Linked DNA regions of Homo sapiens: region 1 is linked to region 2. The links are chromatin loops, found by intact Hi-C in ENCODE. Cell type or tissue: heart right ventricle. All regions are shown on one strand.

Region 1 (5,000 bases), 380 kb before region 2:
CAAGATCCTACAGCCGTGCTTGCCATCTTGAGATGTAGATAACATTTTTATCATTCTCTTTAAACTATTTTTCTTATTTTGTTGAGGTATAGCTTATATACACTAAAATGCACAAATCCTAAGTATACGGATCAATGGATTTGTATACAGGTATATGCCTTAGGTAACCACCATCCAGATCTAGTCACAGAACATTTTCATTACCTTAGAAAAATCCCTCATGACCTATTAAAGTTACCCCACTGTTGGATGTAACCACTGTCTGATCTCAATCACTGTAGCTTAGCTTTCCTGTTTTTGCCATTCATATAAATGGCATGATCCAGAAGGTACTCTTTTGTTTCTAGCTTCTTTTGCCCAAAATATTTTTGAAAATCATCCATGTTATTTGGTTTTACCACATTTCATTCTATTTGTATTAATGTTTCGTATTACATTGTATTTGCATACAGCAATTATCTCTTTTCCTTTTTATAGACCTTTGCATTGTTTCCAGTTTGGGACTAGTAAGAATAAAGTTTCTATGAGCATTCTTGTACAAATGTTTTTGTGGGCATCCATGAGATGGTTTGGCTGTGTCCCCACTCAAATTTCATCTCAAATTGTAATCCGCATATTTCAGGGGAGGGACTTAGTGGGAGGGAGGTGATTGGATCACAGGGGTGGTTTCCCCCATGCTGTTCTAGTGATAGTGAGTTCTCGCAAGATCTGATGGTGATGTAAGTGACGATTTCCCCTGCTCTCTCTCTCCTGCAGCCTTGTTAAGGATGTGCATGCTTCTCCTTTGCCTTCCACCGTGATTGTAAGTTTCCTGAGGCCTTCCCAGCAATGCAGAACCGTAAGTCAATTAAACCTCTTTCCTTTATACGTTATCCAGTCTCTGGGAAGTTCTTTATGGCAATGTGAAAAATGGCCTAATATAATACATACTTGTTTCTCTTGGGTATAACTCTAAGATTGAAACTGGGGTCTTATTTAATTTTATTGGGAACTGGCAAATTGTGTTCCAGAGTAATTGAGTTACTCTGTATTTTATATTCCCATTAGCATTGTGTGGGAGTTCCAGTCACTCTACATCCTTGCCAATACGTCTATTATTCTTTTTTATTCCATCCCAGTCTACAGGAAAACTGGATGCTTATTTTCTCCATCAGAGTTTTCCGCCATGTTGTACTTTCTGCCATATTGTATATATGTTGCTGTTCCTACTGGGGACATATACACCAAAGTTTAAGATCATGGTTTTTCATTTTCACCCTGGATTTCTCCGAACTGCCATCCAGCTTTCCTTCTCCCCTACCTTAAATCTTACTTACTTTAATTCTGTTTGGAAAAGTGGAAAGTAATATAGATCAAGTAGCTATCTCCTATTATATTCAAAGTAAAATGTATATTAGAGAAGTAGGTATAAGAAAATCTTCATTTAGGGCCAGGCACAGTGGCTCATGCCTGTAATCCCAGCACTTTGGGAGGCAGAGGTGGGTGGATCACCTGAGGTCAGGAGTTCCAGACTGGTCTGGCCAGCATGGTGAAACCCCGCCTCCACTAAAAACACAAAAATTATCTGGGTGTGATGGTGCACGCCCATAATCCCAGGTACTTGGGAGGCTGATGCAGGAGAATTGCTTGAACCCAGGAGGCAGAGGTTGCAGTGAGCAGAGATCACTCCACTGCACTCCAGCTTGGGTGACAAAGTGAGACTCCATCTCAAAAAAAAAAAAAAAAAAAAGTCTTCATCTGGGGGCAGTCTAGTGTAATGGAAAATTCTAGAATTCTGGACTCAGATGGCCCTGTCCCTTACTGACTGTGACTTTAGACACATGATTTAATAGCATGGAATTTCAGATTCATTGACTATAAAATACAGAGAGTAAAAATTCAATGACATAAAGGAGGTAAAACAGTATGCTACAGACTAGGTAATTCTTCTCAAGTACATTTCAATTTTAGTTTGTATCAGACAGGATGTGCTGTGGTTACCACACGCAGCCCCCAAATCTCAGTGGTTTAGCATGATGGAAATTTGTTTTTTACTCACATTCTATTTCTAACCCTGGTTGTTGGAGCTCTCTCATCAGTCACTTAGGAACCTAGTCTAAAGGAGATGTCACTTTGGCTCCAGGTTGCATGAATAATAGCATTGAGTGCTAGTGGGGGAAGGGGGTATGGTGGTAAATTCGGGTGTCCAGTCAGCAAATATGTGCTGAGGAACCTATTCTGTGATAAACATTGGAAAGACAGAAACAAACAAAAAATACTGTACCTGCTTCCAGGAGCTCACAGCATAATAACAGCAATAACAAGGACAACAGCAACTGTAGCTGCAGCAGCGAAAAGTTACTGATCACTTATGAAGCCCAGCACTGTATCAAGAACTTATTTTATGATGCAGATGTTTTCCCAATCAGAAAACTCAGATAAGGGAAAACAGAATTTTATTTTTCTGTAACTGAATTTCATTTTACTCTTAAGCACCCACTTCCACTGCAAAATTGAATTAGAGAAAATGTAATCACTTCTGGTTTAAAACTCAGTCTCTTGTGGATACTGCTCAGTTGACCCAACTTTCTACCCTTTGCATTTCTCTCTGTCTTTCCCACTGTGTTTAAAGTTCCTGGTGTGAGGTGCAGGCTTTAGTATTAAGGCATGCCAGACTTTGGGAAGTATCATCTGTTGTTACCTGTCCCCACCTAGTGTAGTTATGTGTCCCTTTGTTTCTACCACTGCTGATTGATCGTGGTTCTGTATCTGTTTTGGGGTCAATACATCCACATCCCTAATCCCCAAATGTGAGAATGTTTTGGTCCTCTGGTTCTCACGGCCACTTCTGTGCCCTTCGTGGAAACTTAGGTGCTTCCGGCTGCTCTCTCCACACCACACTGGCATGAGGATCTGCAAGGCTGCCCTCAGTCTTCCCCACCCAGAAAATCCCCATGGCCATTTCTACTCTGTGGCTTGGGTACCATGTAGGTCAAAGAACTTCTCTATAAATCGTACAGACTCCTGGGAACTGTAGCAGTGGCTCCCCTGCTCTGGGATTTCCCTAAACTTATTTATGGCTTCTTTCATCATCCTTACCCTAGACCATAGTTATTCTGTTTATCCAGGATCAACGTATACAAGTGTAATGGTTTTAAGTGACCTTAAATAAATGCCCCTGAAAAGATAGGCCAATCAGTGTTCCAGCTGCAGATGGAAACTAATCACTACTATTTTGTAATAGGGATAATAATGGTGTAAGTTCAGGACTGAAATACAAGCAAAGGCCTGAAGCCAGAATCAGTATGAATTAGGATTCTGTGTCCATTCATCATGAAGGCTGATCAGTTGTTGGCTTTGAACAGAAGGCTCATGCCTTGATTAGAGCTGTCAGTGGTAGGGAGTAAATTAAAATGTGTTTGTGCTCCACTAGTGTGTTTGAATTTTAAATCACTGGAAATCCCTGTGTGGCCTAAACTAGAAGTTTTCTCATATGCAAAGGGATGGAGTTGGAACAGATAGTTGATCCCTAAGTACCCTTCCAGCTATGAGGTATTCTGTTTCATAATAGGATGGTAAACAATCTTAACTCATTCCTTTGTAACTTAATTTTTCTGCATCAGGGAAGAATAGCAGCCAGTGCTTGGTATTTAAGCAAAACATACATTTATAATTCATTTATATGCAGTCATATATATTATAAATGGGAATCCAAAGGATACCACCCTTAATAAGCAAGTGAGAATTTATGAACTCCTTTGCTTCCAACCCACTACTATTATTTATCTTATATTAATGGCCTCTCTACCCAGTAGACTGCTCTAAGTCTATTAACTTTCTTTTTTAAAATGGCATCTTTCAGATTTGGTGCAAGCCATTGGGCTGTAGGCTCATTTGCAATTTCTCCATTTTTTATGAATACAGTGATTTATGTCACGGGGATGTAATGGCTCATTTTGGGTCTAATTTTGACTCCCACTTGGATTCAAGGCATCTGAGCATGTCTTATGGGCTCAACAAGCATCTAGTTGAATGAGTTGATTTTCATGATGATGATAGTTGTAAGGGGCAATTGAGAAGGTGGTTTATAAATGAGGCCTTGGGGAGAATGACATAGTTATAATGACTGCTGGCTTTGGGGACAGACATTCTTAGTCCCACTTTCTATCTCTGTAATATTGAGGGAGGTTAACTAGATTTGAGGGGCCTTGTTTATGTATCTACAAAATGAGCACAATTATAACCAAGCTCCTATGGTGGTAATTAAGAGTTCAACATGGTAATGTATGTAAAGGGACTTAGCAACTTGCCTTGCACAGAGTAAGTGTTCAATAAAGCTTAGCTGCTATTGTAATGTCTACCCCACACCTGGTCCCATGAACTTATTTCTGAACTTTTCATCACGGAGGACTGTAGGGAGAAGCCAACAGAGCTGTTTTCACAAGGGACCATGTGAAATGTTAAGGTGGGTCCAGAGGTCCTGGAATTTACATTTAAAGCCAGGAGCTAAAAAAATGAGAATTATTACTGTTCCTGACCTCATTTGTCCCTCGGGCTGGTGAGGCTTAGGGTACATTTATATTTGCTTTCTTATATCTATACCTTTCTTTTAGTCTTGGTGTTTTTCACATTGACAGAGCCACAAACTAACTAGAAGGCTACATACTCCTCAGTAAGAATAGCTAACATTTGCAGCATGTACTATATGTCAGGCACAATCCCATGTGGTTTTACAGGAATATCTAATAGAACCCTCACAATAATCTTTTGAGGGAGATCATTATTGTATAATTGAAAAAGCAGAGGCTTAGTGAGATGAAACAATTTTTGGTTTGTATCAGTCAGTATGAGCTGTGTTGTGCTGTGGTAACAAGCAGCTCCCAAATCTCAGTGGTTTGGCATAATGGAAATTCATTTCTTACTCTTACTGTATTTCTAACACTGACTATTTGGAGTTTTCTCATCAGTCACTTTGGAACCTAGGCTAAAGGAGACTTCACTTTGATACCACATTGCACAAA
Region 2 (5,000 bases):
ATAGATAAATGAATCACAAAATATTCACCAGGTGCTTATGACATCAAAGGCCTGTGCGGAATGACCATCATCCCAGCTTCCAGAGTGAGGACCTCAAATATGAAGACGATACACAGAGACAAACAAGTAACTGATGGTAATAAGCCAGCCACAGCTAACACTTACCAATGCTTCCTGCAGGCCAGGGATCACTCTATGGATTTTATGGGAATACCTCCCTTTAATCCTCATATCCAGCCTTGGATGCAGCTATAGCCATTTGACAGATGAGGAGACACACTCACAAAGGGCAGGCGTCTTGCCCAAGTCATACAACCAGTAAGCGGCAAAACCTGGCTTTGAACCTACAAATCTTCTGCCAGGGCCGGCGATTTTAACACCTGGATTAGTCTGTTTTCACGCTGCTGATAAAGACATACCAGAGACTGGGTAATTTATCAAGAAAAAAAGGTTTAATGGACTCACAGTTCCAGGTGGCTGGCGAGGCCTCACAATCACGGCAGAAGGTGAAAGTCACGTCTTACATGGCAACAAACAAGAGAGAATGAGAGAGCTTGTGTAGGGAAACTCCCCTTTATAAAACTATCAGATCTCATGAGAGTCACTCACTATCACAAAAACAGCACCAGAAAGACCTGCCCCCATGATTCAATAACCTCCCACCGGGTCCCTCCCACAACACGTGGGGGAATCATGGCAGCTACAATTCAAGAAGAGACTTGGGTGTGAACATAGCCAAACTGTATCACTACTCTACTGCAGAAGAAGAGCCATGAAAGCTGTTCACAGCAGGAGAGGCAAAAGGCCCTTTCCTCAAAGCCCATCTGGGAATACCTCACCCTTGTCTCTTCTCCAGACACAATTCTCCATTGAGAGCCGTCCTCCAAGACCTCAGGTTCATAAGGGCTAGAAGAGCAGCTTGAAACGCTGGACTTGCCCTTTGGAGCCAGAGGTCAGGCCAGGTGGGAGCCATCCACTAGCAGGTTAGAGACAACGAGATTCTCTCTGTGCAGTTCAGACCACAGCCACAGAGAATTATTTAAACCCCTCCTGGGAAACCGCAGCAACGTCAGACAGATTCAATGTGCATAACTGTATGTGTGTGTGTCTATGTGTGGTTGGGGGGGGGGCTCAGGGAGGAGGTGTGACAAGCCTGAGTGACCCAGGAGGGACTCAGGGCCCAGGAAGGGTCGGATACTCCTCCCCCATCCAGGTGGGACACAGCGAGCTGAGCAGCCCCTGATGAAACCAAAAGAGTCTCAGATCCTGTCCCTTTTCCTCCTCAGAACTCAGAGCACTGGATCCTTTGTTCAGAAAGCAAGAGAAAACACCAACACAATTCCTGCTACAGCTGAGGATGAGGGCGTGGAGCAGGTCACACAGACATACTAGCAAGCCTGCAAAGTCAAAACCGTAACAGCCACAGTAACTGACACACGTCAACAACTGACCTGGAGCCAGATGTTGCCCCATTTAACCTCCAAGACTCTCCTGTGAGGTGAGAACCATGATCATCCCCATTATACAGGTGAGAAAACCAAGGCTGATGGGAATTCATCACATGGTGCATAGGAAGCAAAGCCATGTTTCGAATCCAGGAAGCCTCTCTGTCTTAGGAAGACACGCACCCACTCATGCATGCAACAACAGATGCACAAGTAACAGTCAGAGTTGGCCAGGCACAGGGGCAGTTGCCTGTAATTCCAACAACTCGGGAGGCTGAGGCGGGAGGACGACTTGAGGTCAGCAGTTCAAGACCAGTTTGGGCATATATTGAGACCCTGTCTCTAAAAAATAAAAATTTAAAAAGAAAAACATTCAGAGTTGTGTACATTCACAAAAGGCATGCAAACATAGCATAGGGATAGAAATACAGGCATAAACGTGTGCAGAGAGCTGCAACCACGCGCATCTGCCCCTCTTCTCCAAATAAGGGCTGCCTCTTTGCACACCTCTGAGAGGTGCCCTCCACACAGAATACAACATACACTTGTAATATTGCCACACACAAGCACATAACTTTCTGGAGGGATGACTCAGATTAGAAAAACAGCATTTAGAGGGCCCCTGGTTAATCAAACGGCCTCGCCACCCCGCGCCACCTCTCTACACAGCTGATGTTGCTGATCAATGTCGCGGCTGTGCAGAGGGGGCATTTGATACCACAAAGGGAGCCAACTCCTGCTGAGGAATGAATGTGGCGCTTGTCAGCTCTGCCCCAGGCAGCAGCACAACATGATGCCCTGTTTCTCCTGGAATCGGGGCCCTGCGTCCGCTCCAGCCCTCATTTTCATGTCTTTCTTCCCAACAGACACAAGGCCGGCTCAGTTCTGGAGAAACAGCGTGGCTGCCAAGGCCCAGTGGAGGGAGAAGGCCTTGAAAAGTCACTTTATAAAGCATCCGTGCTCGCAGCAGCCAAGCCACGAGGCCGGAGCGGCTGACTTTCCATTCGCCACACACCCCACCCAAAGACGAGAACTCTGCCACAGCCAGCCCTTGTTCTCACCCACTGGGAGCCCTGGGGAGTTGAAATCACAGGGACAGCAGCAGGGAGCCCTTGGCAGCAAACCCAGCTCCTGGCATCTTCCTCGGGGGCCGTAGCTTGCTGTGGTCAGCCGAGCCAGTCTGATGCAAGAACTGAATGACGCCCATTCACTGTGGTGCCCTCGTGAGCTGGGAGATGTCCAGGCTGAGGCTGGGGCAGGCAGGCTCTCTGTCACCTGCAGAGGCTGAGACAACCTCAAGGTAGGACGAGAACCCAGGGTTGAAGCTAGCAGAAGCCAGGCCCTGGGGCCCCTGATGCATGATGAGAGTGAAAAGAAGGGCACAGTGATGTAAAGAATTCCTCCATTTCCCCTCCCTGCCCTCAGTTACTTCCTATCCATACAGAGGGGGGATGAAAACTTTAAGATTTCACTATTCAGCTGAGACTGGTGACTCACGCCTGAAATCCCAGCACTTTGGGAGGCTGAGGTGGGTGGATCACTTGAGGTCGGGAGTTTGAGACCAGCCTGGCCAACATGGAGAAACCCCACTTCTACTAAAAATACAAAAATTAGCCAGGCGTGGTGGTGCATGCCTGTAATCCCAGCTATTTGGAAGGCTGAGGCAGGAGAATCGCTTGAACCTGGGAGGTGGAGGCTGCAATGGGCTGAGATTGCACCACTGCAGCCTAGCCTGGGCAACAGAGTGAGACTCTATTTTATAAAAATAAGAGACTCCACTATTCATGCATTCACATGCTCATTCAACAAATATTACTGAGCACCTACTATATGATGAGTGTTATTGTTTTAGGCACTGGGAGTACATTAGTCAAATAAATAGTCACCACCTGCATGTAGCTTGTTCTCAAAATTCTCAAGCTCTCCCAACCCTCCCCATAATGAACAGCTGTGTGACTTAGAGCACACTGCTTCCCCTCTCTGTGCTCCAGTGAGGTCTCTCCCAGGGTTCCTGTGAATCACCATCTGGGATCCAGTAAGCTCCCCCATGGGGCCTAAACTAGACTAAGTTGGTTTCCGTCACTCACAGCCAGAGGAGTCCTGCCTAAGAAATTGGGAAAGAGAGCGGAGAAGACAAAAAGCAGGTTTGGGAAGGCTGCAGGGAGCTGATGAGTCATTTGATCATCTGGAAAGCAGATGGGAAGACAAGTGGAGACCAGGAGGCCCTGGGGAAGAGAAGCTGTGTTCACGCCAACCTTCCCCAGCAGGCCTCAGAAGCTGGGGGTCAAAAGGGACCACAACGCCCATTTAAACAAGGAGGAAGATGCTGAACAGCTAAAGGGTTAATTCAAAAGAAAAAACAAAAGAAGAAATGGCCATTTCTTTTCCTTGTTCACTCAATGTTCCTTCAACAAATTATTCTATGTGCTTGGAATATATGAGGCCCTGGGTTGGGTGTGGTATGCAACAGAAAAATAAAACATAAGAACATAGTATGTCTCTTCCCACAGGGTCATATGGTCTTTCGAAAGTCACCCTTTTAATTTGAAACCTTTTGCTGCTTCTTTATTTTTATTTTTTAATTTAATTTTTTTGAGACAGAGTCTTGCTCTGTCACCCAGGCTGGAATGCAGTGACGCAATCTCGGCTCACTGCAACCTCTGCCTCCGGAGTTCAAGCGATTCTCCTGCCTCAGCCTCCCAAGTAGCTGGGATTATAGACCCCTGCCACCACCCCAGCTAGTTTTTATATTTTTAGGAGAGATGGGGTTTCGCCATGTTGGCCAGCAGTCTTGAACTCCTGGCCTCAGGTGATCTGCCTGCCTCGGCCTCCCAAAGTGCTAGGATTACAGGCAGGAGCCACTGCGTCCAGCCTATTTATTCTTATTTTAAAAATTTATATATATGTGTATATATATAAGGGGTATAACACAGCGTTATTTTTAAGGAATAAGAGATATTTTGCTTTTCAAAGTGCCTGCTAAGCCCAGTGACATACGCTTGGTTAGCAATCACTAAATGTGGACACATTATAAATCCTCTATATATTTTATAGAGATGGGGTCTTGCTATGTTGCCCAGTATGGACATGCGTTCCTGGGCTCAACTGATCCTCCTGCTCAGCCTCCCATGTGCTGGGATTATAGGCATGAGACAGCAGCACTCAGTCTCTTTGTTTATTTCTCTGCCTGCTCCCCACCCATCTGTGTGACCCCTACTAAAATAACCACTGCATGGTGTTCAAGGAAGAGTATGGCCTTGGGATTCAGGCAGGTCTGCATTCTAACCCAGGGCCTTCTACCTTCTGGCTATGTGCCCCTGAGCAAGTAACTTGGCCTCTGCTATGGCTTAGATGTGTGTCCCCTCCAAACCGCATGTTGAAATTTGATCCCCAGTGTTGGAGGTGGGGTCTAATGGGAGGTGTTTGGGTTTTGAGGGTGGATCCCTCATGAATAGATCAATACCCTCCTTCTATTAGTTCTGCAAGAGCTGGATGTTTACAAACAGTCTGGCCTTCCCCTCCCTCTCTCTTGCTTTCTTGCTTACCTGTAATATC

Evidence for each region. A loop is a pair of places that touch in the nucleus more often than their neighbours do. Peaks named below come from ENCODE experiments on the same cell type or tissue, not always from the same donor. Only the 100,000 strongest peaks of a DNase experiment are listed, where the experiment ranks them.
Region 1: a loop joins it to region 2, with 8 times the contacts of the local background. A loop is called at or near these places in 1 of 110 quality-filtered maps.

What each region holds. Positions count from the first base shown.
Region 1 is chr16:17,024,958-17,029,957 of GRCh38, forward strand. No RefSeq gene overlaps it. Among named protein-coding and RNA genes, the nearest start is that of XYLT1, 440 kb to the right of the region's middle. In heart right ventricle, no CTCF peak of the experiment used is centred here; no DNase peak of the experiment used is centred here.
Region 2 is chr16:17,402,981-17,407,980 of GRCh38, forward strand. All of the region lies in intron 1 of XYLT1 (xylosyltransferase 1), which reads right to left. Among named protein-coding and RNA genes, the nearest start is that of XYLT1, 65 kb to the right of the region's middle. RefSeq lists an enhancer at 1,980-3,179. In heart right ventricle, no CTCF peak of the experiment used is centred here; a DNase peak (open chromatin) is centred at 2,497; H3K27ac peaks cover 2,632 bases.